Regions from separate parts of the Homo sapiens genome. Here region 1 is linked to region 2. Evidence: chromatin loops called from intact Hi-C (ENCODE). Cell type or tissue: heart left ventricle. All regions are shown on one strand. Links, peaks and the distances in the headings refer to the core of each region. The heading gives the core; the rest is flanking DNA.

Evidence for each region. A loop is a pair of places that touch in the nucleus more often than their neighbours do. Peaks named below come from ENCODE experiments on the same cell type or tissue, not always from the same donor. Only the 100,000 strongest peaks of a DNase experiment are listed, where the experiment ranks them.
Region 1: it touches region 2 in a loop (32-fold over the local background); 2 of 110 quality-filtered maps call a loop at or near these places.

The regions. Positions count from the first base shown.
Region 1 is chr7:9,862,567-9,878,954 of GRCh38, reverse strand. It overlaps LOC105375147 (a long non-coding RNA gene), which reads left to right. Exons shown (of 4, transcript XR_927026.2): 2 at 12,038-12,165. Among named protein-coding and RNA genes, the nearest start is that of MGC4859, 910 kb to the left of the region's middle. In heart left ventricle, for the core only: no CTCF peak of the experiment used is centred there; no DNase peak of the experiment used is centred there.
Region 2 is chr7:9,951,465-9,967,852 of GRCh38, reverse strand. LOC105375146 (a long non-coding RNA gene) reads right to left here and starts at 6,903. Exons shown (of 4, transcript NR_187856.1): 1 at 6,688-6,903; 2 at 6,430-6,568. In heart left ventricle, for the core only: no CTCF peak of the experiment used is centred there; no DNase peak of the experiment used is centred there.

The DNA of each region.
Region 1 (16,388 bases), core at 3,178-11,177, 87 kb after region 2:
ATCCTTATCTTAATTTTTGAAAAAATATTTTAGTTGAATATCCAATACTACAGGTACTTTCTCATTGTTTTTGTTTTTATATATTTTATTATTTACCATTTCTCAATTTTTCCTCCAAGTAACATTTAACAGTTTTTGTTAGGTTAAAAATTGCTTTGGAACTTTAATAAATATTGGAAGTCAATTTAGAATAAAATTCAAGATGGCAACTGTAAATCACTTTAGGGATAATTAAAATCCAACAATTTGCAAGTCTTTATACATCAGCATGGTATATCTTTCCATTTATACAAATATTATTGGATGACTTAGAAAAGTATTATAATTTTCTGGTTCATTTTGAGAAAATATACATTTTCATTGCTAGTGAAGATTATAATTTATTTTCATTGTGCTTTCTAATTAGTTATTAGTATATTGAAACGCTATTTTGGCTGGGCATGGTGGCTGACGCCTGTAATCCCAACACTTTGGGAGGCTGAGGCAGGCGGATCATCTGAGGTCAGGAGTTCGAGACCAGCCTGACCAACGTGGTGAAACCCCTTCTCTACTAAAAAGACAAAAAATCAGTCAGGCATGGTGGCGCACACCTGTAATCCCGGCTACTAGGGAGGCTGAGACAGGAGAATCGCTTGAATCCAGGAGGCAGAGGTTGCAGTGAGCCGAGATCGTGCCATTGCACTCCAGCCTGGGCGACATAGCGAGACTCCATCTCAAAAAAAAAAAAAAAAAGAAAAGTTATTTTTTGTTATATTTATTTTGTAAACGACTACTGTACTTTTGGAAGAATTGTTTTCAGGATCACCCTTCCCTTAGTTTGAAAAGGACATATGGAAAGATTCATAAAATCCAGGCATAATGAAAAGATAGTAATTTTCTGATGCTTACTGAGTGTTCCGATATAATCAGATTAATAACCAACTAAACTTTTTTCCCAAGCTTGACCACAGCTCAAATAAAAAGACAGATGTCTTATGCTACTTGTATTGGTACTCTGATTTTATTTAGCTCTATATTCAACACTTTCAGAGGAGCAGTTGTTTGAAATACAATAGAGCAACTATCCATTGATTTCTAAACTGGCATTCATTCAACTATTAAATTAATAGGAATATGTTGTCAGCATGTCAGGATTCCCACTACATGGTCCATGCCTTAGTACTGAAAGAGACTTGTGACCCCAGGCAGATATGAAAGTAGGTTTACCATAATAGATCTCTCTGCCTTGTTTGACATGTAATACTAGTACATAATACACAAAGATTGGCAAGTATAAAGTTTCTAAAAATAGCTTTTAAAATATTTAATTTTCTGCGAAGTATAGACGTGCTGGAAAGCAAGGCAAATTGACTGCTAATATATTATACTTAACAATAAATCTTTTATTTGTAAATTAAAAAATGTATAAAGCTATGAGTGTAGCATATGTTTTCCAAATAATTTTCTCATACTTTGCCTCTTTGTTTTATGTACGTATGTATTTAAATTTTATCGTGTGTATTTAAGGTATGTAACATGATATAAGAAATACATATAGATAGTTAAAGGAGTTACTAACTATAGTGAAGCATACTAACATATTTATCATCTCACATAGTTACTCATTTTTTCTTTTTATAGAAAGAGCTACTGAAATCTATCCATCTGATAGGAATCCCAAACACAGTACTTTATTAACTATAGTTCTAATATTGTACGTTTGATCTCTAGACTTGTTCATCTTACGTATCTGCTACTTTGTAATCTTGAATCTACATCTCGCCCATTTTCCCGCCTCCATGCCCATTTTATCCTCTATTTTGTATATTTGAATTTTTTTAGATTCTACATGTAAATGAGATCATGCAATATTTTTCTTTCTGTGTCTGGCTTATTTCACTTAGCATAATGTCCTCTAGATTCCTTGCCTCTGAGACCTCAAGAATTCCATGTGACTAGACAGGGTAGACATAATATTAATCACTATTAATTATTCATTCAGCATATATTTATTGGATATTAATACATACTAGTTGCCATGCTCTAAACTGAACTCAAGGACTCAAGTCAGATAAGAGGCACAACTTTGCTCTTCAGAAGCTTACAATCCATTGAGAGAAATAGATAAGAAAATTTATGGTGATAACAGTGTGATAAATATTGTGAGAGGTAAGTATAGAAGAATGAGAAGATGTACCTTACCCAGAATGGAAGAGTGAGGATTCCTACTCAAAGAAATGATAGATAAGCCAAGTCTTGGCTGTTGAATAGAAAAGTCAAGTAAAGGATGAGAGAAAAAGAGGACAGCTAAGCAGTACATTTTCCTAGGAAAACAGTGTACTTATGAAAGGTTTTCACCAGGAAAATGATAGTATGACAAAATCATTTTAGACAGAATATACTCACTAATGTGTAGAAATTTTTCTGCAGCACACCAAGACGCCAACATGGCACATGTATACATATGTAACAAACCTGCACGTTGTGCACATGTACACTAGAACTTAAAGTATATATATATATAAAGAGAATCAAAAGAATATGAGCTTGTACTATAGCAGTAATTGGATATTCAAAGTCAGAAATGGATTGAAAAACATTGAAGAGATAGTAAGACTGTTTGCAGAACTAGAATGAGTGGTTGTGACCATGAGAAATTGTGATTTATTGCAGAGACTGTGCTATTTACTTAGAGATAGGTAATAGAAATCAGAGAGTAAAATTGGCAACAAGAGATGATGGGTAAAGTTGGTAAAATCAATACTGGGTGTACAAAATTTGGGCTCTGTTACTCTGAAAGTTTGTTGTCAAAAGCCTACCTACTGTCTGTAGGCAGTGTAAAGATTCCCTAAAATGTTCAGATCCTAATCCCCTAGAATCTGTCACTCTATTAAGTTAGATGGCAAAGAGAACCAAAGCTATAGATGGGATTCAGATTATGTATCACCTGACCTTAAAATAGGCAGGTTATCCTGATCCTGGGTTGTTATCCAGATGGGCCTAATTTAATCACTTAAGTCCTTAAAAGTAGTAGCGGAAGGCAGAAAGATGGATCTGAGAGATGCAATATGAGAAGGACTTGACTCCCCCTCACCTTCTTGCTAACTTTGAAGATGGAAGAAGGGGGTCACAAATGCCGGTAGCCGCTAGAAGCTGGGAAGAGCCTTCAGCTTACATGCAGCAAAAAATGGTAACCTTGGTCCTACAGCTGCAAGGTACTGAATTCTGCTAACAACCTGAAAGAGTACTAAAGATATTCTCTCCCCTAGAGCCTCCAGATAGGAACACAACCCTGCCAATACCTTTATCTTAGTCCAGTGAGACTCATGCCTACTAGGTTTTTTGATCTTCTGAATTGTAAAGTAATGAATTTGTTGTTTCAAGCCATTTTGTTTGTTGTCATTTGTTATGGAAGCATAGAAAATAAATGGACAAGAAAAGTTAACCAAAAAAAATCAGAATAAGATGTAATCACGTATACATTCACTCTCAGAACCACTTTCTTTTTGTATATGTACATATTTCATTTCAGCCATTGTCCATACACTTTTACCCATACACTTAAAATAATTTTCAGTCAAAAACTACTTATATTTTTGGAGAGGTACTTATTTTTTAGTATAAAATAAATAAGGTTCAATGGGAATGGTGTGGACCTTCCTGGAGATGCAATGTTGGCATGTGGGCAGTACAATCCCAGTGGCAGGACTGCCCAGAGAGCTTATCCAGGAAGATTTTTTTTTTGTTTGTCTCTTAGTTTTATTGGTTCATTTGTTTACGTAAGGCAATTTTTAGCAAAGAAAAGTTGGTGAATATTAACAAATATAAACAATAACTACCATGAAGTGATTACTTGTCATTTAGGAACTGGGCTATGCACTTTACATAAATAAGCTCATTTCTTCCCTCTAATATCAGATCTGGTCTTAGCCACTTTGGGGTCTGTTTTCCTTACAAGTATAGGAAAAAACCAAATTTAGAGCCGGGAAAGACATTTTTATTTGGTAAGTTTTATTTATTTATTTATTTATTATTATTATTTTACCACAATATTCTTGCATGTCCAGGGAGGATTTGAGGTGAAGTTACCCTGGATGGAATAATAATAACTCAGTTGAACCTCATTTGAGTCTAAGTTAGTCATAACTGTAGTGTGGTTCTGCACTGAAGTTCATTCTCATTGAAATGTTAACTTCAACTCTCTCCAGTTTGAGATTATTGGAGATAGAAAAGTCTTCTATGTATGTGTAATTATGGTAAATGATTATTGTAAATTGTGCCCATTTATTTTGAGTTGCAGCTTTAATATTAATGATAAACCTGTAACCTATTTTCACAAAACACTCATCTATTATTATTGTCAAAACTGCTCATTCCCTTTCAATGTTTCTGTCCTTCTGGCACTATGTTATTTTTCATCTCTTAAGTGATCTTGACAAACAGTAGGCAAGAAAAACACCTTCCAGATTCACTAAATTAAAAAAATTGGTTAGTTCCCTTTAATAATTGTGTTGTTCTGAATACATGTAATGATGAAAAATCCTCAGTTAAACATTTACTTTCCCAGGTGAACTATTCACTGTTACATTTTAAAAACAGGTACTATCTAAGCAAAATTGCAGATGGAAAATTTTTATCTGTTACAATGACTTCTTCATTAAATGGGACCTGTAAGAGTTTGTTCTTTTTTAAAAATATAAAATTTTAAAAAATGATCACTTTCGGAGCAAATAAAACAAGTACTAAAGGGGATATGTAGACAAACATTTTAAATGCAAGAGTCTGATATTTGGTAAAACAGAAAGTACTTCATTATCAGCAAAGTACGTGAATGTATCCTGAGTGCCTATAAATAGCAAAACAAATTATTGTGACCTGCTAAAACTAATGAATAAAATAAGAACATTGTAAAAATACAATATAGCAAGATAGAGCCAGGTTGCCAATATTCCAAGGCAATTGCCAGGGTCTCAAGGGCCTACGGATAGATTATTAGGGAATGCGTACTGAAAACAGGAGAAGGCACCCGACTGAAGATATCCTTATCTCCTCTTCCAGGTACATACGTTTTGCATTTTGGATTGTAATGGTTTTCTGAAACTTGAAAATCCAGGAATTACTGGTACATTTCTGCCTTTCCCACTTCACTGTTCACATGAAGCTATATTGCACAGAATTATTTATATCGAATGTTATGAGAGGTTAATAGGATGATATGTCAGAATAAAAGTGGGCTGAGGACAACTTGTGAAGTTGATTCCACACCTACAGGTACATTGAAATGACGTGAAAACCGTCATAAAAATTCTAATCCTTGGGCTTCACTGCTTACCTATTGAGTCTGAATAATATGAGCTGGTTCTTTGCAATATTTATACAATTTCCTAGGTGATTCCTATTTTTTACTCATTTTCTATTTATTTTTAGGCCACTTTAGATAAACGGCAAATGGTTCTTTTTTAGACTCTAAAGCAAGGAAGGGATATCAATAACTTCCTTCAGTAAGCTGTTTAAAAATTAACACCACTATATCTATGTATTCTAATGTGCATTTTTCATAAGAAATCTGAACTGATCTATTTTTCTGCCCTTTGTAGCTATGGAAAATAATTTACTACAATGCACCTTTTGGTGTCTTTCAAAGACTTATTTTAGGTCTACTGATTCTCCCAGACTAAAGCAGAAATGAAAACAAAAGGCAAACTAACTAGTTGAACCTTTCTATTAGGGTCTATTTTCCAAGCCATCTTTTTTACTCACTTTAGAATGTTACTCATAGAGCAAAAACACATACTGATTCTCTAGTTGAATAATTAAAATTTTTACATACACTTTTATATTTAATGTCTACATTCAGGCTTATTTCATATCTTTTAATAAGATTCAGAACAGGGCTCTATAGAGGTTATACCATGAATATCTAAACTGTTGAGCATTTTGTAGGAAGAAAAAAATAGCTGACTAAAAGAGACCCACTTGAGAAGCTTCTTCAGAAGTCATGAGGATGTGCCACACTGGAACTATTTTTAACTTTCTTGGCCTATGAATACCCCAAAATATCCTGACCTTGACGTATCACCAACATTTCATTAAAGAAACAGCATGTTAGTGAGCGGTGAAGCTGGCTGGGCTTCTGGGTCGGGTGGGGACTTGGAGAACTTTTCTGTCTAGCTAAAGGATTGTAAACACACCAATCAGCGCTCTGTATCTAGCTAAAGGTTTATAAACGCACCAATCAGCACTCTGTAAAAACGCACCAATCAGCACTCTGTAAAATGGACCAATCAGCGCTCTGTAAAATGGACCAGTCAGCAGGACATGAGCCAGGCCAAATAAGGGAATAAAAGCTGGCCACCGAGCCAGCAGCAGCAATCCGCTGGGGTCCCCTTCCACGCTGTGGAAGCGTTGTTCTTTCGCTCTTTGCAATAAATCTTGATGCTGCTCACTCTTTGGGTCTGCACTACCTTTATGAGCTGTAACACTCACCGGGAAGGTCTGCAGCTTCACTCCTGAAGTCAGCGAGAACATGAACCCACCGGGAGGAACGAGCCACCTTTAAGAGCTATAACACTCACTGCGAAGGTCTGTGGCTTCACTCCTAAAGTCAGCAAGACCACAAACCCACCAGAAGGAAGAAACTCCGGACACATCTGAACATCTGAAGGAACAAGCTCCGGACACACCATCTTTAAGAACTGTAACACTCACCAGAAGGGTCCACGACTTCATTCTTGAAGTCAGCGAGACCAAGAACCCACTGGAAGGAACCAATTCCAGATACATTAGGACCTCTGTCTAAATATGTAGAAAGAAATTTATGCTTCCAAAAGAAAAATGGGCTGGGCGCGGTGGCTCAAGCCTGTAATCCCAGGACTTTGGGAGGCCGAGGCGGGCAGATCACGAGGTCAGGAGATCCAGACCATCCTGGCTAACAGTGAAACCCCGTCTCTACTAAAAACAGAAAAAATTAGCCGGGCGTGGTGGCGGGCGCCTGTAGTCCCAGCTACTCAGGAGGCTGAGGCAGGAGAATGGCATGAACCTGGGAGGCGGAGCTTGCAGTGAGCCAAGATCGCACCACTGCACTCCAGCCTGGATGACAGAGCGAGACTCCGTCTCAAAAAGAAAAAAAAAAAGAAAAATGTATATGCACTGTTGGGAGGACACTGATTCAAGTTATCTGATTCAAGTCTTTCATTATCTCTTGAGTGATTTTTTTACTTTTTTAAGTTGTATGTCATTGACAGGCATGTAAATTCTATCCTGGCTGGTGGAGGTTCAGTTGTCTTCCTCCTACGAAGAGGAAAAACTACTTTTCTCTCATATGCATTTGCATTTTAATATTCCTGATCTATAATTGTTTCCATTTTCAGATTCTCTTTTGAACCATTGGTAACATCTGCCTGCTTCCCTCATGAGTTAAATACAATCTTTAACATATGTTCTTTTTATATGGGAGTTACAATTTAGCCTTTTTCTGAAAGTTCTCTCTTAACATACATTATCTAATGTGAATTGTGTATATTTTAAGTTTTACTGACACTAATTAGATAACTCGGTGTCAAATATCTGAAGGCTTCCATTGTCTAACTTTTAGAGGCCAACCTATAATAAATATATATTGCATATTTGATTTGCTTTGTAAAAGGACAAAAAGAAGCTTGAATTACAAATGGCACAAAGGGCATTTGTAATTAGGTTTTGATACAAGCAAATTAACTACTTGGGGATGTTATTTAGTCATGGAGTTCATTGGAATTATACTTTATTTTATGTCTACTCTTTGATCTCCTGTTTCTTGTCATGTCTCTTCAAAACGTTCACTCTGCCCCTCAAGCTCTGAACTTGAATGCCCCCTTTCATGCTTAGCAAAAAATTGCTTCTCTCTTCATAAAAAAAAAAATGCTGTTAGCTATAGTGTTTCTGATAATCGTAACAGGCTTAAATATAAGTATTATTCTTCAAATATAGATAAACAAGGGGAAATTGGGAGATGTTAACTTATTCAAAGCCTGCATGGATTCCACCACAGCTTCCATGGGCAAGAGGTTATACTAGCTGTGCAATTGTTTGCTACGGCTGCCGTAACAACCTGCCACAAACTGAGTTGCTTAAACAACAGAAATTGATTTTCTCATATTTCCAGAAACTGGAAACCAAAGAACTAGGTGTCGGCAGGTTCCCTTTCTCCTGATGCTTCTCTCCTTGGGTTGCAAGTGGCTGCCTTTCCACTGTGTCCTCATGGGGTCTTTTCTCTTGGTGATTCTCCAGTGTCTTCATATCCTTATGACAACAGTCAGATTGGATCAGAGCCCATCCTAATGGGCTCCTCTTAACTTAGTTACCTCTTTAAAGGTCCTGTCTTCTGAGGTACAGGGGTTAGAATCTCAGCATATAAATTTTGAGGGCAAATAATTCAGTCCATAGTACTCTGACTCTCCTATCCTATACCCCAGTTAAAAGCAATTAGGGTAGTCTTGTTTCTAACGGTAACACCCAAATGAAACTGCTCAGTTAGCTCTCAACAATAAAATTTTTATTTAATACTTTGTATTTTCAAAAAAATACATTTACAAAAGAGTTGAAATATAGTAGAGATGTCTCTTATACCTTATTCCCCACTTTCCTAAAGGTTGATATACCTATAGTATAATTACTAAAATAAATACTTAGTAATTTGGTAAATATTCTAATATTTGTTTGATAAATATTAAAAGAAATATTTGGAAATAGTATTACCATTGTCATAATACTATTAACTAATCTAAAGACTTTATTCAGATTTCATTCTTTTTCTCCCTAATGTTTCCTTCTTTTCCAGGATGCAAACCCCATGTCTTCAGTTTTCCTCTCCTTATAAAGACATCAGTATAGTCATATGTCACTTAATGACAGGGATACATTCTGAAAATTGCATCACGGAATGAACTTACACAAACCTAGATGGTATAGCCTCCTACACACCTAGGCTATAAGGCATAGCGTGTTGCTTCTAGGTTACAAACCTGTACAGCATGTTACTATACTGAATATTATAGGAAATTGTAACATAATTGTCAGTACTTGTGTATCTAAACATAAAAAAAGAAACAGTCAAAACATAGTATAAAAGATAAACATGGTACTCTTGTGGAGGGAACTTACCGTGAAAGGAGTTTGCAGAACTGGAAGCTGCTCTGAGTGAGTCAGTGTGTGAGTGGTGAGTGAATTAGAATGCCTAGGACACAGTTGTACACTACTGTAGACTTTATAAACACTACACACCAGCTTCACCACAAACACATGGTAATGCATTGCACTATGACTTTACGATGGCTAGGATGGCTCTAGGCAGTGGGAAATTTTCTGCTTTGTTATAATTTTATAGGCCCACCATTGCATATGCAGTCTGTTTTGGTTTGAAATGTTGTTAAGCACCATATGACTGTGATTGGATTTAATGTCTATCCTAAATCCAGGATCTCATATCAAGATACTTAATTATATCTGTTAAGACCCCATTTCAAATAATATCACATTCATAGGTACCTGGGGTTCGAAGATGGGAATAGTTTATGGGGGGATAAATCAACCTAGAGTTGCCATTGTTTGCTTTCTGGTTAATAAATACCTTGGGGGAGTCTTTTTGGGACTTTGTATCTTGTTTCTCCACAGACTTTTAACCCACTAATTTTAGTAGCCATCAACTTAATCTTCTCTGAGACAAATATTTCTATGGTGTTCTGTTGGTGATTTTCTGTTTCTTTCATTTTGCTTATAGTCATTAATCAGTATCCTTCTGCAATAAAATACTGTCTTTGCTTATTTATCTTTCTGTCATTCATCTACTTATATCTATCAATCAGCTATTTATTTATATCAGGATTGTGATTGCCTAATTTTATAAATGAAGATACAGAACACCCAGTTAGATTTTAATTTCAGCCAAGCAGCAAATAAATTTTAGTATAAGTATGTCCCATGTATATTTGAAATATACTTTCATACATTGTTTAGCTGCAATTAAAATTTGTGTGTCTTATATTTTAACTGGCAACTTCATTCAGAATAGACACATAGGTATATGTTTTACTTTATAGATTGTAATCCAATACAATCATTACTTATTTTGTTGTTTAGTTATTTCCAGTTTTGGCCAATGGGGGTTCTTTCAGATTGATTTCTACTATGCCTCCGTTATTTTGGATAACTTTTCTATTTTGGAAGCACCACAGAATGTTCTAGGCTCAACTTGTGTTTTCAGTGCTACAGCTCTGAAATCAACAGCTTCTTCAAAGGCTCTGAGCTCTTTTCATTGAAGAATGTTATTGCAGAACTAAGATCTGAGGTGGAGATGTGTTGTTTGCTATTGTGGTTTCTCTGTTGCCAGGCCCTCTCAGCAGTCAAAGCTTGAAAATATATCTAGAGAGAGAAAATTTTGACCTGTGCAGATACATACATATGGAGATTTATTTCTGAGCTGTCTATCTGTGTAGGCAGAAGAAAGGCCTCCTAAAGATGTCTACATCCTAATAACCAGACTTTTGTGAACATGTTACCATATGTGGCAAAAGAGACTTATGTGATATGTTAGGGATCTTGAGTGGGGAGGGATTATCTGGGTAGACCTAATGTAATCAAAAGGGTTTTTATAAATGAAGACAGGGGAAGGAAAGGTCAGAATTGAAGAGAAATTTGAATATGCTATGCTGATGGCTTTGAAAATGGGGGAAGGGAGCCACAAGCCAAGGAATGCAGACAGCCTTTGGAAGCTGAAACAGGCAAGCAAGTTAGATTTTCTCCTAGATCTTCTAAAAGAAAATGCAGCCCTGCAAACACCTTGATATTAACCCAGCCCTTTTGGACTTATGACCTTCAGAACTATAAAATAACAAATCATTGTTGTCATAACCTGCTACATTTATGCTAATTTCATATGGCAGTAATGGGAAACTGCTATACTATCTGTATCAATAATTTAAAACCATGAGATCGCACTGCTTCCTCCAATTTCAATCCAGCAACACAGAATTCATTCTTTTCTTCTGTCTTATTTGTAACCTCTTTCTTCAACAATGAGAAGGCTAGCTATCATTATCTACAGCATATTTATATGTTCAATTTAATATACATATAACTTAGTTCCATAATTTCTAACCCATACCTGTGTAAGAAGCACATTTGCTAATTACAGTACAGACTTGATGTGTAGTACATTTTATATTTTAGCTTTATAACCTGGAGTCAAATACTGCAAAGAAATTTCCCTTTACATTGAAAATTTGGCTGTTTGACACAAGAGGCCTAGCTTTCAGTCAGTCTCATCTTTCCTTCCTCAATAAGTTTAATCATTTTTAGCTTTTGATTGAAAGTGAGGGATGTGTGACTCTTCCTTTCATATGAACACTTAGAGGTCATGGTAGTTTTATTAATTGGCCTTATTTCAATATTTTTGTGGCTCAGGGACACAGAGACACAAAGTAAGCACATGTGGTTTTAAGAATGATGCCAATAGACTTTCTTGATCAGGGTTGTCAGAAATCTTCAATTTTGTTTTAAAAAAGAAATATCTGCCAAATACAATAAATTAACATAAAATAAAGCAAAATATAGCCTATACAGTTTGTACTGTGGGTTACGGCTGCAACATATGAATTCTGGGCAGGATACAATTCTGTTCATAAACATATCTCTGTGAACCTGGGCGTCTCAATGGTTAAATGACAGCAGAGCTCCCTTCAAATCCATGTTGAACTTGATGATGGGCAAAAAACAAACTCTTATGTTAGAAGTATTTTTAAAACATCTCATACACTGGACAGTTGATAAAGTTGCTGATAAACAATTTAAATGCTATTCTTGTAGAGTTTGCATGTCATTTGATAAACACTTATAATACAGCCCAGCAAAGAACACTAAGCAATGACAAAATTTATAATGGAAATGCACATTTCACAGTAAAAACCAGGTAATATCTGGAAATAAACTGTTTGCTCACTAATGAAGTGAAGCCTTAAAAATTAAAGAAAATTCAGAAGAAAGACGGTAAGGATGGTTGACACTTCATTGTCACTGATTACAGATGTAATGGTGAAGTTGAGATGATGATCAGAGTCTTACTTCAGACAAATCATGAGTCTCAGAGGAAGTGATGACAGAGATGTCTGTGGAAACTATTGAAGAGGAAGGCTTTGCTAAATCTTCATGGAGGTAATGGGCACTTAAGATAAAAACGTTGCAAAATGGGACTTTGACTTAATTCTCGTTAAGTGCAGTTATAAGCTTTTTATCTTGTGCTAAAACAATATCGAATTTTTTTTTAAGGAAAGCTCAGTGTCACACCGGATGCGACCCTGAGATGCCAGTCCTATGGCCAGCCACATCCACAATACAACAGCTTTTTGCTGATATTCAGTATGGTTTACAAAATGTGTGACCGTGGTACAGATGTACTTAAAATGTAGTAAGATTTACCCCAAATTTTGCTTAAAAATGGTGTATCGTGTTTTACAGAGATAAATATAAAATTTACCTCTATAAATAATGACTGAAAAACATTATAATAAAAGAAAAATGTATTATATGAAGTTTCAATATCGAAAGCCAGAAGACATTCTTTTTAGAAAACACTAGCTGGAAAGATCTTCCGATCTTCCTTGGGGTATGCCTTTATTCCCCTATTGTTGGATACTAAGCTTGTTTATATTATTTCATTATTTTCAGTAATATATCAGTGAATATATTTGAGGGGAGATTTTCCTATAATTTGAAGTATTTGTTTAATATTTCACTAGAATGGAATTATTGTGCTTTGTTAAAAAGCATTCTTAGTGTTTTTTTTTTTTTTCAAATAAGTTTAAATTTCTTTCCTGAAGCTTGTATAATGAGACATCCCGTAAGGCCTAGCAGGAAAAACTGCCAATTTCAAAATCATAAGCATTTTATACCATCCAAAAAATGTTTGGAATTTACCTTTTGGAGCTAAGGGCTTCTTTATACTGGGAAAATCACTTTATCAGGTTGTTTAATGAAACAGATTTAAAGTAAGTACCCTGTATTGTCCTTGGAAAAGTTAGAGGGGTTTGAAGGTAAACCAAATGGGCAATTTATAAATATGTTAAGTGTTGTGCTTCATGATAGAAATAGACGCAAATTTATGAAGTACTTAAGACTCTTTAGATTACATAAAACAAATTATGTTATTTTTGTTAATCTGAATTTGAGCTGTCCTATGCCAAAGAACTATTGCTTATTCTTACAAGATGTGCTACATACGGACAGAAGACTGTGAGAGGTACTGGACTACTGCAATGGGAGGTGGGTCAGTATGATGTTCTCTTCCCCCAACACAGAAGATATTACTAGGGCTAAATAGCATGTGTCTGAGACTGTAAATGTACACGTGTGATTTAACACTCTATTACTCGCACTCTTGAAAACTATACCTTCTGGCTATAGTAACTGTCCACTGTGGATCAAGGAGTCAGTTATTTCTTTTTGAGTAGAGACCAGGATTTATCCTAAAAATAATGAATATGTTTTCTGCCTACCAGCTTTGGGCAAAAATTAGATGGGTCCTGGATTAGGAAGGGTGGGAGTGGAGTATATTGGAGGGAAATAAAAGAGATTTATCCCTTCTTTGGGACTATTGGGTCAATTTTTCTAAAATCCAAGGCATTGAGTTATTTTAGAGCAGTGATTAATCAAATTAATTAAATAGGCATCCGAATCAGAGAAAGAATCTGCAAAACTCAGAACTTTCTTTTCACAACATAGAGTAAGGCATCTGTATAAGGTTTTGATGGTATCATTTTATACTAATATTAAAAGTGTATAAAGTGTTCATTTAGTTTGTCAGGTTGATTATTTTTATTAAAAAATAGAAAATAAAGCGCTGTCTATTCAACTTTAGAGTTTGAGTCTATTACTTAATGAGTTATTGTAAAAAAAATACACTCTATTTCTCACATGTAGAAAATTAAGAGTAGAATAATATTTGAAAACAATGAAAAATTAGAAGATTAATAAACTATGTCTTAAACATGTAGGGCTCAAAATTCAATTGAATGATCTCTGAGAACTTCTTTTTAAGTTACTCTATTTTAAAGACTACAGCTCACACAGTAGTCATCTGGCTCTTGGTTAATAGTGATTGTAAATGTATCTCCAGAGTCACATAATTCTAGTATTGCTATTTTAGAGTATGCAAAATGATGATTAATATTGAGGATAAAAACATTTCTGTATTGTATGATCTCATATAGTATCACTAACAGATATAGAAACTTAATATTCAATGAAAATCCAAAATGTTTTTGTCAATGCATTTCTTGATGAAGAAAGAAAATAATTTTCACTCTATACTATGATATATTTGTCTGAATGTCTGCTTTTGGAAACAAATAGAGTGAAATGACAAAATATTTAACAATGGGTTAAAACTTAGCCAAAAGATAGTGAATTTTTTTAAGTGAAGCCCTCTCCAGAGCAGGGATTCTCTGCAGTAACTAGAAGTGTTCCTGGATTTGATTCTACACAGCACCATCTTTAGAGTAATAGATCACTGAAGCACCTTTTCCTCATGATGTATATTACTCAAATGCATCATCAACCAGATCAGTGTTTCTAATGATTTATAAGTCCACTAAATCATTAGTGAGGTGCAGCAATGATATAATATTCAAAGATTGTTCCATATGAACAAGAAATATTCACTAACAAATTTTAGAATTTGCAAAACAAAATTAGACACAACAGGAAAAGAACAGTATGCTGAATACTAGTCTCATTTTTAAGAAAATATTGTGTTTGATTGTTTAGTGCTATGTAGTGTGTTATTAGTACAGCAATAGTTACTGACTAATATATTGTTTCCATTTTTATTGTCTTGGTTAATAAGCATATGATAATATTTTAAGGAATGACTATTTGAAATGATTAATAACAAATCTGAATGACTGTGTTATTTAAAAACCACAATAAAAATAATAGAGCTACAACTTCTAATGCTTCTACATCTAGAGAATGTTCATTATAAGCAGTCTTAGAGATCGGAAGTTATAATATTTTGGTGCAACATTTTTTTACATTGGAGAAAAAGCCAGTTTGATGGACTTTTAAGTCTCTTGGTCAGGGAATTCCAGTGTGGAAGCCAATGGGAAATAAAAATAGTTCCCTACTTCCCGAAAGTTGGAGCCAAAGCACTCAGAGCGAAGGCAGCAAGGGTTGCTGCTGCCAGAGTAAACTTGGCTAAAGGATTTCACAGAGCTTCCCAAAAATCTCTTTATAGGTCATCTGGGTAATCTACAAAAGCATACAAAACTACTCTTTCTTCTCAGTCCCTTTATGTCCCAAATAATCAGCTTCCTGAAATGGTGCGTGAGTTCTTACTCCCCAAACTGCACTGCAGATTCATAGACCTTTATAAAAGGTCTTTTACTAAATATTGCTCAACAAATTGATTAACTAAATAGCAAAATTGATCGATCTAGAGTTGTTTATTGACCTTTGTAATTTTCTATAAATGCTTACAATGTTTGTATAAATGTGTGCAAATGTTTATAAAAGTAGATAAAAAGACTTGGAAAAACTGAAAGTCAAAATGAAGACTATACAAAATAATCTTATGGCATTTTGTTGAGAAAAACACAGCTTGGCATATCTTCAAGTGAACAGTATTCTTTTTGACAGATTTTGTTGTTAGTTTTGAAAAGGGTCAAATGATACACTACATAGTGTAAAGAGGAAAGAAAATGGGTAATGTACATGACATGGGAAATCTGGATAAAGTTGTTGCTTTCTGCTATTGATAGTATTATTTATATTAATAGATTTTAAAAATAACATTTATTTTAGGTTCAAAGGTACATGTGCAGGTTTATTATATATGTAAATTGTGTTTCATGGGGGTTTTATGTACAGATTATTTCATCACCCAGATAATAAGCATAGTACCTATTAGGTAGAGTTTCAGTCCTCACACTCCACCCTCAAGCAGGCTCCAGTGTCTGTTGTTCCCTTCTTTTTGTCTATGTGGACTCAATGGTTAGCTCCCACATATAAATGAGAACATGTGCCATTTGGTTTCTGTTTCTGTGTTAGTTTGTTTAGCATAATGGCCTCCAGCTCCATCCATGTTGCTGCAAAGGACATGGTTTTGTTTTTAATGGCTGCATAGTATTCTATGGTGTGTATGTACCACATTGTCTTTATCTAGTCTACCATTGACAGGCATTTAGGTTGATTCCATGTCTTTGTTATTGTGAATAGTGATGCAATGAACATATACGTACGTGTTTCTTCATGGTAGAACAATTTATATTCCTTTGGGTATATGTGCAATAATGGGATTGCTGGGTTGAATGGAAGTGCTATTTTAACTTATTTGAGAAATCACTAAATTGCTTTCCACAATGGCTGAATATTAATAGATT
Region 2 (16,388 bases), core at 4,996-12,995:
TGAACAAGAAATGAAAGCATGCCAAGGGCAACAAATCGATTTTTAATTTTTGTGTGTACAGCTTTCCTCTCCTTGGTGTCGCACTGTGATGAATGAGGTGAACAGCAGACCATCTGCAAATTACAAACCCTAGATAAATTATGAGCAGAGTAACAATGCATTAAAACCACAACTTTCTTTTCCAGTAACTGCTTTGGCCTTATTATATGGGATTTTCTGCCCAGAGACACAGAATCTGTGCCATTTAGAGGCTCCTATATGCACTTTAAACTTCAGCCTATATATATTGGTAAAGAGTTAAGTTTAGAGGCCATTTAAATGTGTTAACATTTTGCTACCTTTCCTTCTCCATTTAGCACAATAACCTTCTAACCAGCAAGAATTAGGGAGAGACTGAAGTTTCTTGTAAAATTTTTAAATAATGATTTTCCTTTAAAAAATCAAATATGTGATTGAATAACATTAAAATTATATTCCTCTCTAACATACATTTTAGTTAATTTATTACTTTTTTATTAATTATTTAGATTTTTGAATAACCAGAACACAAAACCTAAATTTATTATAAAGTATTTTACAGATAATTATTTTATTATTATAACTATCATATCATATTTTATAGGCATTTTCTTCCTTCCTTAGTTTTCTTTTTTTTAAAAAAAACTGGCTTACAGTACAGTTCCTCTCTCTACTCTTGGTAGAGCACCTGGCAAAATGCAGCGGAAATGCATTCAGAGAATCGCAGAAATTTAGATATGGAAATAACGGTATAGACCGTATAGTCTAACTTCCTCAGTATGCATGTATTTTTTTAAATAAGGGAAAAAGAAAAAGTGGAAATCTTCTCCTAGCTTACCCACTAGAGGCAGACTACATACATAATATTTTATCCATGCCATGAAAATCTATGCAGGGAAAAAATAAAACCAAAAAAAATGTAACTGTTTACTGACTTTGATAGGTGTCCATGATATATTCATAACTGACATTAAATAAATCAGCATAAAAAACAGTAAAATATGCTTTTAAAAAGTACAGAAAAATATAGGATAATGCAATTACTGTAAAAATAATTAAAATTAAAATAACTCTGTGTATATATTTATACTTCAAATGTGTATCAGTGTACACCACAAACGGCAGCATTTATTCCATGAGAAGGGCAATAGAAGGAAGAAATGAAGATACAATGTTGCTCTTTACTTAAAATTGTCCTGTGTCTACTACATATTAATCTGTAATTAATTTGAAGAACAAAACCTGGGAAAGCAGGGGGAAAAGGAGAGAAGAAAATCAAGATTAGGGAACATTAAAGCAGCTTTGTGACATGGAAAGAGAGAAGGAAAAGGGGATGTTGAGCTTCTAAATGAATAACAGTTGCCTGCCCTGCCATTCCTGTTCAGGTGGTACCCATGGAAAGCTCTGGAATAAATTTAGCTTGAGCTAGTTACACCCTGAGAAACTTCCAGTTTTATCTTCCACAGAACGTAGTGAAGCTGTCTAGTGGAAGTTCACTCCTTTGCTCTTTCATGAAATAAGCGAGAAGAGAAATGACATCAGTTTACCTCTGCTTAACATTTTTCTGTATAATTGGGTACCCCTCATAGGAATTCTAAGTCCCTATCCTGTACCCCTAAATTAGACTGATTCTTAAGGTTCTACAATTTCTCAACCTTTACTTCTTTCCATTCTAAATCCATTAGGTTAAGACCTGTGCAAATATACAATGAAATGTTGGTTTGGCAAGAATCAAAATGGATAATCTGCATCTTCTTTTCTTTTGTAGGTTTTTTAAAAATCTCATGGACGCTGGCTTTTACAAAACTTTTTTTGACAGTAGTGGAGAAGGAGTTTTGGTTCAGAATTTAAGCTGTAGATTATAGAGTAGACAACTGCTAATTACTAAGTTTATTTTCTAGGTTTACTCAGGATAAGATTGAATTCAAATTTCAGTGAACTCTTTGTTTTGGAGGTCTGCTAACAAGGGTCCACAGACCAAATCCAACTCATTCTATCACCTGCAAGCTGAGAATGGCTGACAAAATTCAAAAGAATAATAATACTTTGTGGCACATAAAAATTATGCAAACTACAAATATCAGTGCCCATAAATAAAGTTTTATTGGAACAGCAATGCTCATTCATTTACGTCTTTGGCTGCTTTCAAGCTACTGATATAACAGAAGAGTTGAGAAGTTGGGAAAGAAACAGTATAGACCACAAAGCCTAAAATAATTTCTGACTCTTTACAGAAAAAGTTATATATATATAACATAGATATTATATAATATATATTGTATAGTTTTATATATATATAACTGTTATGTATATATAACAGAGTTTGCAACTGTTATGTATATATAACAGCGTTTGTAACTGTTATGTATGTATAACAGAGTTTGCAACTGTTATGTATATATAACAGAGTTTGCAACTGTTATATATAACAGACACACACACACACACACATATATATAAACAGAGTTTACAACTTTTGAATACATATAACTATGTTATGTATATATAACAGACTGTTTTACCTCAATGGTACTTGAACATTTTTCTAACATTATTTCTTCTTTTCCATGCTTCATCCCTACTCCAAATAGAAATGTAATGACTGAGAAGGACTTTTATCTTCAAGGTTCAGAAACTCTGTCAGATGAGCAATTTCTCTGGACTACTAAACAAATGGTTGAACAATTATTACAAAATTTCAAGGCAAAAGAATACTCAGAAATGTGTTCCATTTTTCTGTCGCTTGTCAGAGTTTTTTTCCTTCAGCTGGGCATTGTCCAGTACATGCAGTTATAGACCAAGACTGATCCCTTTCCATCTGGCTGTAGGGCTCTCCCTCACTTTCACTAAGGTTTTTCCACTTGCTATTATTTTTTTCTAAGAAAAAATTCAATTCCAAATTATACTTACCCTTAATAGCAAAGACCATTCTCTATCATCATCAAAGACAGTTAATAAAAATGGACATCATAGTGACTCAGGCAGGAATGGTAACTCCCCACTCATCCTGTCCTAAGACATTTTTCTCTGTTCTTATTAGAGAAAAGCATTTCCCTCCCCAGACCTTTCTGCACCAGCCAGAAAGCAGTAACTGTGTTTGTTGGTGAGTTTAGAGGAGAACCTATATGTGTGGGCCTCAGCCTTTTGGATTCCCTGTCCACAAAGCCCACCTAGTTTATCTACTCTGCCATCATGCACTTTGCTTGAGTGGTTTCTATTGCTCTTGTAAACAATGCATAAAGTTGTCCAGGGGTGAAATTTTAGGGAGCTTGATTTAACTGTGGCATGTCAGCCACATTTATGCTTAGTAAAAATGATAATCTGATCTCCATTATTCTATCTCAGGTATTATATTTTCAGTTTGGTTTCAACCTTGGGAAGGGTAAAATGGGTCTTGGTAATTTTCTTCCCAGTCCCCAGAAACACATACATAAATATTTACTTATCACCTTATACTGTTTTTACACTCAGAAATCCACTGTCAAATATCATTTTCTACAGGAATCTTGAATTTCAAATGAATTTAATATCAAGTGTTGAAGATATAAAAGAGCTTCTAATGCATGGAGCATCCCCTCCTCCAGTTTCCTCTGTACTAGAAGAGTATTATGTATCAAGAAAAGTCAATTAAAAAAAACAAACTCATTGAGGATTCACTAGATGCAAGGCATTATGCTAGAAAATGCAGTAAACTAAAAATAAAAAATAAAATGAAACCCAAAACTAAAGTTGTGATACGAGACAATATAATAAGTGTCACAGTAAAGAATAAGATAGAACGCTATAGCATTTCAAAGGATAGTGAGGTTAGCCAAATCAGAATAGGTTTTATGTGTTGACTACTCGGATATATCGAACTAAAAGATTTTAATGGGAAGAGAATGCAGGGCGGGGAATTCTGAAAATGAAGAGCTGTATTGTAGAAAGAAGAATACACTTGAAAATATCTTCTCATATCTGTTCTTTTCTTACTGACAATCACAAATATTTTAGCTATGAAGTCTGGGCTTTTCAACAGAGTACACTCTGCTTCTTTGTTTTCTTTCCCCTACTTTTTTAAAGACAGGGTCTCACTCTGTTTGCCAGGTTGGAATGTAGTGGTGCAATCATGGCCCACTCACTGCAGCCTTAACTTCCTCGGCTCAAGTGATCCTCCCACCTCAGCCTCTTAAGTAGCTGGGATCACAGGCACCCCACACCATGCCCAGCTCATTTAAAAAAATTGTAGAGAATGGGTCGCTCTAGTTTGTCCAGCTACTCTTAAAACTCCTGGGCTCAAGTGATCCTCTCACTCGGCCTCTTAAAATGATGGGATCACAGGCGTGAGCCCCCATGCCCAGCCTGCTTCCTGATTCTTTATTCCTGTTTCCCTGAACAGGGTTTTCTATACAGTAGGAAGTCAAGTAGGATCATTTCCCTATTCCATCTGTCCTTCAGGATTGCCAAATTTGGCACAGATTAAGAGACTGTGATAGTGCCTGTCCCAATGATAGGACACGATGATGGTCATAAACAGGATATTTCACTGGGGGAGAAAAATTGAGCTACCAAACTGGATAATTAAGGGAAGCCGCTGAAACATTATCCTATAAAGTTCAGCATTTTTTTTTTTGCAGTGGGCTTGGCCTTATTAAATTGAAAATTGATGGAAACGAATGACTCTTAAAGCCTCCCTACAATCGGTGTGAGAAGCAATAGAAATCCAGGGTTTGCTGCCCTTTGGACTGGGAAAGATGGAATTCCCTGGTTCCTTGTCTTGTGTTTCGTTTCACTTCCCACATTGCCAGGAGGATCATCCTGTTTTCTCTAGTAAGAGGCAGGTCAGATAATCTTCTTTATGGTACACTGCGGGAGAGGCAAACCACTTTTTTAACACGTACTTTGATACTACATAACTGACAGTCCCTCAGTGTTCCTTTGGGGCTCCGACTCTTCAGAGGAACAGCCCACTAAATGCAAGCAAGTGTCAGATATTAACATTGAATTAAAACTGAAGGTAAAAATGGGGACACTGGCATAGTCCTGTCCATGAGCTTGACAGGAAATTTATTTTGCTGTAGCTGAAAAGTAATTAACCTCCACTGTGAGAGAATTCTATTACTAGTAGCTATTCTGCCATGCAAAGTGCACTACATGGAAATGTTACAGGCTATCAAGCAGAAACGGCAGATTTGTCTGCATTTTAAACTGAATTTCCATTACCCTATTCTCTTCTCTTCTGTATCTGTACTTCCACACCACCTTCTCTCTTGTTTTCACTGAAGCTGGAAATTGAGACACATATGAAACTTGAAAAAAGGTTTAAATCAAAAGAGTGCTTATAAGGATTTTGTAAGATGTATTCTTTTTTTCTAGTATTTGGCATTTTTAAACAAATAATGTCCTTTGATGTGCTGGAAAAAATGCAGCATTATGCAAAGATACTCAACCATGAATAATTTTATTATGATCATAGCAAAGAAAATCATAATTCAGTGAATTCTATTTATGTTTTCATCTTCAATGTTATATATACAGATATGCACATATACATATATACATAATCTTTATAAGGAATACGTTTGAGGAAATCTACATATTGTCATTTCTGCTATAATGCTTGTTTTGAAAACAAATTTGTTCCAAAGAAATTGATATATTAAGGAACAATTTGAGCATAATGCAAATTTCATGTGTGATTATGCCTGATTTTGTCAGCGAGAAACACCAAGAGAAGGCAGAAAGCTGCACATGGCTGGACTGAGCCCATCAGTAATACACAAAATGCACACAGGCACACAGTCAACTATCTCTCAGCTACCTCAGTTCATCACACATGTTATGAGCCACAAACACCCACATCTGGTGTTAGAACTTTCCTTCCAATTTCAGATAACCCCCTTCCACGACTCCACAATAACTTACATGTCACAACCCTTCCAAGAGCAGCCTCACCTCATTTCTAAGGTAAAGTTGCATATTTATTGAAGTATTTATGCATTCCTTACGCATTTAACTGTGCTACTATCTTCATTATATTACTACCAGTCTTTCATGTGTCACTGATGAAATTTCTGAGTGTTGTTCTCCTAACTTCTTTTCTCCCCTAAGCCGCTTGTTTTTTATTGCGTAATTTGGCATAGAAACACATATGCTGGATTACAGCAGAACTGACTACACTTCTCTTTTCCTTTTATTATTATGATTAATGTATGTGACTCTTGTTTCATCAATAATGAATGTTTCTGAGTTTGCTATGCATTTGTCACATAGGTACAACAATAGAGTAACAAATCATACTTTATTACACTAGAAAAGAAAGAAGATCTCTTCTCCTAGAAGGCAATTGCTAAGGAGAGGGAAACATAATTTTCGGTATTATTACTGATTTTCTGAAATAATAACAGTGGTCACCATTCATAGACACCTTACCTTGACTTGGAACAGTGCCGTGTCCTTCTTTGTGGATTCCCACACCAACATGGGCAATAGGGTAGGATTATCTTCTTTGTCTTACAAATGAGGAATCCAAGGCTAGAGAGCCCAAACAGCTTGTCCAGTGTTTCCTGAGCTATTCAGAATAGAACAGAAAACTTAGAAGAATTCCAAAGTGAAAACTCAATTCTGCTATCTCTAACATCTTTCTTATTAGCTTCAAATATATCCAAGGCTATTAGAATTTGCACTTACACATTATTGGTTTTAGTCTCCTTATTTATAAAATGAGAAAATGTAGGCTCAGGGGATCCATGCACCTTATCCTAGCTCCCCTGATCAGAACTAGAATTTAGAACCCAGGTCATCTACTCAAAGTTCGTTTCTCCTAGCCTGTTGCATTGTGTTTTAAAATGTCAGGGTGAAAAGATAATGAACTCCTGAGAGGATGTTTGGACTCATACCTACTATATGAAAATTCAGCTAATGAATTGTTTTCTTCCATTCTTAAGTAAAATAATCTACATATGTGTGAACTCCCTAAAATAAGGAGTGGAATGAGGAGCAGCTATGTCACATTTGTGCATTTCCAGAAAAAGAAATAACAAAATCCAGTTCCATATTTTTTCTTGGAACAACATCTAGATGTGGCGTATTTTATGGTAATCACTATTTATAACCTACTATTCTGGGAATTGAACTTTACAAACATGAAAGCCAACTTGTAAATTTTTTCTGACAGAGAATGACACTGAGCATTGGAAAGCAGAAAGTGTTGTACATTCTCTCTGGGATCTGTCACTGTTCATGATCATTAAAGAAGGCAGATGGGATAAACGAATTTCTGTTATTTGACCGTCACAGGGAAGTTGAGATGCAGAACAAAATCACCCCCCTTTTTTTTTTTTTTTGATCCTGAAATACCTAACTGGGCTGTCTGTTTTCACTCTAGGAAAATGCCATGAAGTGGTTGTGGTAGTGGTGGTTCAGTCTATTTTAGATACTAAAAAAGGAAAGCCTTTGCTGAAAATTACAGAGGATGTAAATTTTAAGAATTACAGGCTAATGGCTCCCTTCTTCTCCCCCTTTGCCCACGAGCCATGTGTGTGAATGACAGCTATGGATTGGCAGCATGCTGCCCTCCTTCTCAGGAAGAGATGGCTGATGGCATGTTGCAGGTATGAAATGACTTTGGTTTAATGGTGGGCTATGGGGTATTGGGATTTCTTTCTTTCTTTCTATTAAAGAAAGCAGCACTTTAAAGTTACAAGAAGCTCTAGGATTCAAGATTACTATTATTAATGATAAATGTCTAAATACTGTAGTAATAGAGGTTTTGAATTTGTAATACATTTGGGAAAGATTTCTACTTCTCTTTCCTTTAAAGAAGTTTTTGAGAAAGAATAATTAAAGTTTATAATCTACTATTGTGGAACTATTTAGAAGCCTTTTATTCTGCTTTTACAAATTCTTTTGTGTGAGAAAGAGAGAGGGAGGGAGAGAGAGAGAGAGAGATGATTTGAATTGTAATTGATCAATTTAATTGTCTCATGATTTAACACTCAGTCTTCTCCCCACCCGGCTTACAATCTGTAAAGTTTTTGCCAAGAGTTTAGTTCAAGGGCATATGGAATAAATAAAAAGTGGACTAGGATTCAAAAAAAAAAACTCTTATCAAAATAAGAATTTTTACCTATAGAATGAACTATTGACAAATATTTGAAATAAGTGGTTACTCTGCAAATGTTTATTTTTGTTGTTGTTGTTTGTTTGTTTTAACCTCGATTTGTAAATGATTTTTAGTCCTGAAAACTCCCAATTGACTCCAACTGTAATGTCCTGGGGGATCAATATGTGTGTAGTTAATTGTACACTGGGATTTTTGCCGAGATTAGCAACAGAGAGGGAAGGCCAGAGATCTAATTGGTTCTGGATCTAAAAGCTTCTATTTTACTCTTGAAGAACTAAGAGAAGAACTTTTCATTTTCTTTCAAAGGTTGCAGTGTCTCTCCCTAGTGAATAGATTTCAGATTTCAGAGAGAAATTTAAGATTATTTTTAATTTGTTAAAATCGCAGACAGAATGCAAGTCACTGATGACAAGTCACAAAGAGCAAATGTGAGGACATATGACATTTAAACTTTAAAACAGGAGCAACAGAAAGAGTTGGAAGGGAATAAAGAAGCCAATTCTCTTGAAGATTAACTCATGACCTCAGGCTTAGGTCTGGATGAAAACTGGAATAGAAGCAGTATATGCAGATGATGCGGACAGAGCTATGTAATAGCCATCTATATCAAATTTTAAAATAAAAACATAATTTTCAGGCAAAAAAAAATTATGCATTGGAATAGATAAGAAAACCATGAAGCAAATTTCTTTTCAACAAAGGTATATAGCAAGAGAAATAGATGGGAACTAATTATATAGGAAGATATCTAAGAAACAAATTTTTTAGGATAATTAGGATGAGTCTTTCTTTTCTTTCTTTTTTCTGTTTCCTTCTGGACTAAATGAAGAAAAGCAAGGGAGTCTTTTGTGAAAAATATTCAGGAAAAAGAAGAAAGATGGAAACTCACTTATGAACATCTGTTCTGCAAAGCCACCTGAAAAATAACTGGGTACTAACGTGGAATAAAATGTGCTCAGCGTGAAACTAACCATAAGTAATGTAGTAGCAGGGAGGCAGGAAGAGTGACATAAGGAACTGGCGCCCTATGGAGCATAACTTCTGACTGTCCGAATCCAAGTCACCCCCTCAGCTAATGGGAGGGGAAGTGGGGGCAGGCATTATCCAGGCAAATTGCCCGTGAAGTGGCACAAGTTGCAATTAAATCAAGATCTAGAGATGCAAAAGCCACATTAAAACAAATGAGATTACAAATTAAAGCTTAGGGGTTTTTTAACCCTTTATACAACAGATATGTTTATAACATTGAGATGGATTTTCTTTTAAAAAATGATTCCCCCTTTTAAATTAAAGGGATATTTTATTAATTATGAATATGCAATTTTGAAAATACAATGTAAAATTATGTATTATTCTTGGACTTCTCTTTTATATTAAATTCACGTATTTCTGAGATTATTTTCAACTATTGAAGAGTGTAATCAAATGTTTTAAATTTCCCACAATTCTAAAAATACTTGATTTTTGTATTGGGAATAAGATTATGCCTAAATTTTGCTATTACTCCCAAAAGACACATAATTGGAAAGCACTGATTTCCAAAGAAATTTCACAATCTCTTTTTATTCGAGACCATTTTAAAACATCTTTTGCATAGTTTCATCTTTTAAGGAAATAGGAAAGAAATGATAACTTAGTTACTTTCACAAACATAGTATCTTTTAAAACAAAAACGGCCGGGCGCCGTGGCTCACGCCTGTAATCCCAGCACTTTGGGAGGCGGAGGCAGGTGGATCATGAGATCAGGAGAGATCGAGACCATCCTGGCCAACATGGTGAAACCCTGTCTCTACTAAAAATACAAAAAATTAGCTGGGCATGGTGGCGGGCACCTGTAGTCCCAGCTATTCGGGAGGCTGAGGCAGGAGAATGGCGTGAACCCAGGAGGAGGAGCTTGCAGTGAGCCGAGATGGTGCCACTGCACTCCAGCCTGGGCGACAGAGCCAGACTCTGTCTCAAAAACAAAGCAAAACAAAACAAAAAACAAAAACAAACAAACAAAGACAGGAGAAGGTTAGGGCATCTAAAGTGGTGCATGAGAGATGTTCAAAACAGCAAGCTTTAATGTAAACTTGGAGACAATCTACATAATGCCCCTAAAAGAGAGACAAAAAGAAAAACAAACAAACAATTAAAGAATTTTGCACATAAGCAGAGATCATAGACAGGAAATAGAATACTCTTAGAAGATAAATTAGGAATACTTCATAACTATTATAGAAAATCAAAAGTTAAAATTTACTAAATCAATTTGATAGCAGGGGAAATATTTAGATTCTAACAATCAATTGTTTGTTTTTCTTTTCTTTTTTATCTTTTTGAGACGGAGTCTTGTTCTGTCGCCCATGCTGGAGTGCGGTTGTGCGATCTCGGCTCCATTCTCCTGCCTCAGCCTCCCGAGTAGCTGGGACTACAGAATTGTTTGTTTTTCAACAAATTTTTTTTAGTTCCTAGTATGTGTCAGGTAATATGTTATATACTGGAATAGAATAGTGTTCCACAAGGCAAAATTCATTTGCCTTCCCTTATGAATATTGAATCCATTAGGAAGATAGACACTAAACAGATTGTGTACCTACAACTATTTATGAAAATATATGGGAAATGCTACAAGGAAAAATGGAAGGCACAATGATAATATTTTTAGGGAGCACCTAACTGGTCCTGTAGCCCAGTTATGTTTATGCAGAGACATGAGAGGAGGCAAAAGACAATGTTACTGTATTCCACACAGCTGGACTAGCTACATCATTCTTTCAGTGCTGTTTACTTTAAACGTTTTATTTTAATTAATTATTATTATTATTTTTGGAGACAGGGTCTTGCTCTGTTGCCCAGGCTGGAGTGCAGTGGTACGATCTCAGATCACTGCAGCCTCCACCTACTGGGCTCAAATGATCCTCCCACATCAGCCCCCTAGTAGTTGGGACTACATGCCTGGCTAATTTTTGTATTTTTTGTAGAGATGGGGCTTTGCCATGTTGCACAGGCTGGTATTGAACTTCTAGACTCAAAGAATCCACCCACCTTGGCTTCCCAAGTGCTGGGATTGCGGGCATTAGCCACCATGCCTGGAAACCTTTCAAATCCATCCACCTTTTTCCTCTCCTATGGCTACTATCACATTAGTGCTTGACAAATGATTGGATATTGGGAGTGACGTGGACATGGAGAGATGAGCCAGGGGAAGTTTCAGAAGAAACGCCTTGATGAACACTGGGGCTAACCCTGTCAGATGGCATAGCCCAAGTTAATCATATTTGCAAAGGGGGTGCACCAGAGTCATCTTTTAGAGGCCTCTTTGGGTGACTTTCAAGATGGAAATATCAAAATTCAATTATAGTGATATTCAAAAAAGAAGAGGAAGGTGGGGGGACCTGTAGAAATCTCTCAGCTAATCATAGAGCCCAAAAGAGGCCACATTAGTAGCTCTTTACAACAGACACAAATGAACAGTGCCACAACATTTTAGAATATAAACTAATACATCCAACTTTTTTTAGATTAGAAAACAATTCAACTCTGCTAGATTAGAAACGGTGTTAGATGCAGTATGTTTGAAGAGAAAGAACATCAATAGGTTTTAGAGACAGGAACCCCTAAAGAGAATTCTCAATTATGTTACTTTCTAAGTATCTAAACTTAAAGTCTAACCTTAACCCAATAATTAAAGTTCTCTGAGCCTCGGTTTCCTCACCCATAAAATGAGGATAGTAATATTTATGTTCTAGGTTAGTTGTGTCAATTAATATCTATCAGAGTTCATGTACTCAATAAATGTTAATTTTCTTTGTCTTCCCCACTCAAAGCTGTTTATCAAAACTGGGTACGTAGAATTTGACTAGTGTGATTAAATATGTTAACATTCTCTTGTGGGTGATATTTGACCAGTGTCCTGCTAAAACAGATGATTCATTAAAATTACTCTCTTCAATATATTCAGATACCCCAAAGCCAAAGCAATTGTGCAGTGGTTCTGAAAAAGTTCTACAATTAAGAACAATACATAAAACAACTTGGAATAATTCTTTGTTCAGAAAACATTATGAATCAATATGATAAGCCTGGCATATGAAGAAGAAAAAGCTTTGATACTGAAAAGAATCATTAATGAAGGTACAATTTCAGCAAGATGGTAGAGTAGGAGGTCCCAGCATTGCTTTTTCCCACAAAGAACAAGAATTTGGTAGCTATTTATGAATGAAAATAACTCTGAAAGAGCTCAATGTTCACTTGAGAAAGAACAGCAACCACCCTTCTCCCTTTTCTTTCCCCAGAGCCATCCAACATGCTGCTGCTATGGGTGCTTTGGCCTAGGGACCCAGCATAGCCACTGTGCATGTGCATGCAAATGACCTGGGATTTCCCAGTGTAAGCTCTTGCCCCATTGCCATGCACCAATAGCTAACACCTGTATGTAGGCTCGTTCATGCCACTAACACCAGCCTCCATAGCTGCATGTGCAAAAGCAGCCAACTCTACCGCCTAATGTTTGCTGAAAGTCATAGCTGGTTCCTGTAGTTGAATGTGCATATACAACTCCAGTTCATGCCCTCAGAAACCTACAAACACATAGCTGGTCTGACCCCTGTTGCCAGCCTACAGTTGACTTTGCAATTGTGCACATGCATACTACCAGCCTCCAACAAAACTCACGCACCACAGTTTACTCCAGCCCCTGCCTCTAATTCTGTACCGTACCACCATGCACAAGGCTGCAGCTGGCACTCTGCTGCTACGCATGTGCTGTCAGCCAACATCTGCAGCAGAATGTGTACACACAAGTTCTGGCTCCCCTCACTTCCTGCCCCAGCACCTTGCTGCTGAACCCAAGTTGTTGCTAAGGACACTAAGAGCCCTTATGGCCACTGTGGACCTCCTACAGCCCTCACCACCAAGGATCACACAGTTGTTGACATCCCAGATTTCAGTTGTCTAACTCAATATGACACCATGTCCAGCTGGACCTGGAGTCACCACAGACCCACAAACTTGGCAACCTACACCACTAGATCTGTGGCCACAGTGTGCCCCAGAGTGACCCATTTCCCCTGGCACCAGATGAAGGCTTTTTATTACCAAAACTAATATATACTGCCTGGAAAATGTGACTACGTTTTTCAAATGAGCACCTTTTCAGGGTGACAAGTATCACAAAAAATCAGGGAAACATGACATCACTACAGGAAGAAAATAATTTTTCAATAACTGGCCTCAAAGAATTGGAGTTCCATAAATTGCCCGACAATTAGAAAGAATTGTTTAAAGAAGCTCAGTGAACTATAAGATTATCCAGAGTAAATTTTTTGATGAATTCTGGGAAAAAATACAGGAACAAACAAGAATGTCAACAAAGAGTTAGAATACAAAAGCACCCCAGAAAATTCAGAGCTACAGAATACAATGAGTAAAATAAATGCAAACAGAGAGCTTCAAGAACAGACTGTACTACGTAGAAGAAAGCATAAGTGAACTTGAAAACAAATCATTTTGTCAGAGGAGAAAAAAACAGGAAAAAATGACAAAGAATGAAAAAAGCCTACAGAATCTGTGGGATACCATTAAGCCATTAAGACAGCTAAGTTTTGCATACTAGGAGTTTCTGAAGAAGAGAGAGAAAAATAGAGACACGTGTAAAATGCTTTTTTAAAAGAAATAACGCCTTAAAAATTCCAAAGTCTGAGAAAAAATATGAATATCCAGATTCATGAAACTAAAAGATCTCCAATCAGATTCAATCCAAAGAAGAGTTCCCCAAGATACATTTTAATCAAACTGTCAAAAATCAAAGGCAAAGAAAATATTTTGTAAGCAACAATATTGAAAAAGCATATTACAGACAAGGGAACTTTGATACGGTTAAAGAAGTTTTCTCAGCAAAACTTTGCAGGACAGGAGAGACTGGAACTCAAAGAGTTGGAAAAAGCAACAAAAATTATTAAGAGTATTACAACAAACAAACTATTCTTTGAAGATGAAGGAGAGATAAAGACAGTAACAGATAAGCAAAAGCTGAGGGAGATCATCACCACTAGACTTGCCTTACAATAAATACTAAAGGGAGTTCTTTAAGCATAAACAAAAGGTGGAGAATTAGTAACATAAAACCATATGAAAGTTTAAATTCACTGGTACAGGTAAATATATAATCAACTTGAGTATACTCTACTGCTGTAGTAGTGGTGTGTAGATCACTGATAACTGATAACTAGTGTAAAAAGGTACTATAAATAACCACAGCCTACTCTTGTCGCTTGTACTTAACATTATACTGGAAGTACCAGCAGGAGTGATCAGACAAGAAAAGAAGAAAGGCATCAAAATTGGAAAAAAAGAAGTAAAATTATCCCTGTTTGTAGATCATATGATCTTTCACGTAGAAATTCTAAAGATCACACAAAAAATGTTAGAACTAATAAATGAACTCAGAAACACTGCAGGATACAAACTTAAAATACAACAATTATTTGCACTTCTTCACCTAAATAATAACTATCCAAAAAAAAATTAAGAAAGCAATCTCTTTTATAATAGCATCAAAAAGAGTAAAATATTTAACAGTACATTTAACTAAGGAGATAAAAAATTTGTACACTGCAATCTATAAAATACTGATAAAATGAAGAAGAAACAAATAAAATGATATTCAGTGCTCATGGACTGAACAAATTAATATTGTTGAAATGTTCATACTACCCAATGTAACTTATATATTTAGTTTAATACCTATCAAAATTGAAAGGACAGTTTTCACAGAAATAGAAAAAACATCTTAAAATTTGTATAATACCACAAAAGTTCCTGAATTGTCAGAGCAATCTTAAGACAAAGAATAAAACGAGAGGCACCACGCTTCCTGATTTCAAAAGATACTACGAAGCCATAGGAACCAAAATAGTATGTCTCTGGCATGAAAATGCCGACCAGTGGAACAGAATAAAGCCCAGAAATAATCCCAAGCATGTATGATCAACTAATTTTCAACAAGGGCACTATGAAAAAAAAAATGAGGAAAGAAGAATCTCTTAAATAACTGCTGAAGAGAAAACTGGTTATCCACATGCAAAAGAATGAAATTGGACCGTATGTGTAAAAATAAATTTAACATACATGACAGACCTAAACATGAGACACCTAGATGAAAATATAGGGCATATGCTTGACAACATTGATCTCAGCAATGATTTTTTATATGATCACCAAAGTACAAGCAACAAAAACAAAACTGAACAAGTAGACTACATTAAATTTAAAGGCTTTTGTACAGCAAAATTAACAATGAGCAAAACAAAAAAGCATCCCAGAGATTGAGTGAAAATATTTGTGAACCATATATCTAACAGAGTTACCTTCCAAAATATATAACAAACTCTCACAATTCAATTACAAAAAAACAAATGATTTAATTTTAAAATGGGCAAAGGAACTGACATTTTGTATGTTTTCATTTGAGAAATATCTATTCCTCAAGATTTACAAATGACAAACAGGTATTTAAAAAGGTGCTCAATTTCTGTTATCACAAGAGAAATGCAAATCAAAACAACAATGAAATATCACCTCAAATCTATTAGGATGACTATTATAAAAAAGAGAAGAGACAATAAGTGGTGGTGAGGTGGTGGAAAAATGGGGATGCTTGTACACTGTTGTTGGGTATGTAAGTTGATACAGTCATTATAGAAAATTGGGGGCTTCTTCAAAAATTAAATCTATAATTACCATGTGACCCAACAATTTCTCTTCTGTGTATAAATCCAAAGAAAATGAAATCAGTACCTTGTATTTGTGCATCTATGTTCATTGAGCCATTAATCCCCATAGCCAAGCTATGGAAAAACCTCAGTTTCTGCCACTAGATGAATGAATTAAAAAATAGTAATTTATTAAAAAATAAAATTTAGCCTTAAAAAAGGTGATTTTGCCATTTTCAACAGAATGGATAAATCTGGAAAACATTGTGCTAAGTGAAATAAGCAAGACACAGAAAGAAAACTAAAGCATGATCTCAATTATATGTAGAGTTTTAAATTAGTTAAATGTATATTATAGAAACAATCGTAAAATACTGATTTCTGGTGGTGGGAACATGGGGAAAATAGATATAAGTCAGAGTACCATGTTGCAATTATATAAAATGAATAAGTCTTATGTATTGGATGAGGACTACAGTTAATAATATTGTATTGTATACCAGAAATTTGCTAGAAAAGTAGATTTTACATGCTTCTACCATGGAAAAAATTATGTGAGATGATGGATATGT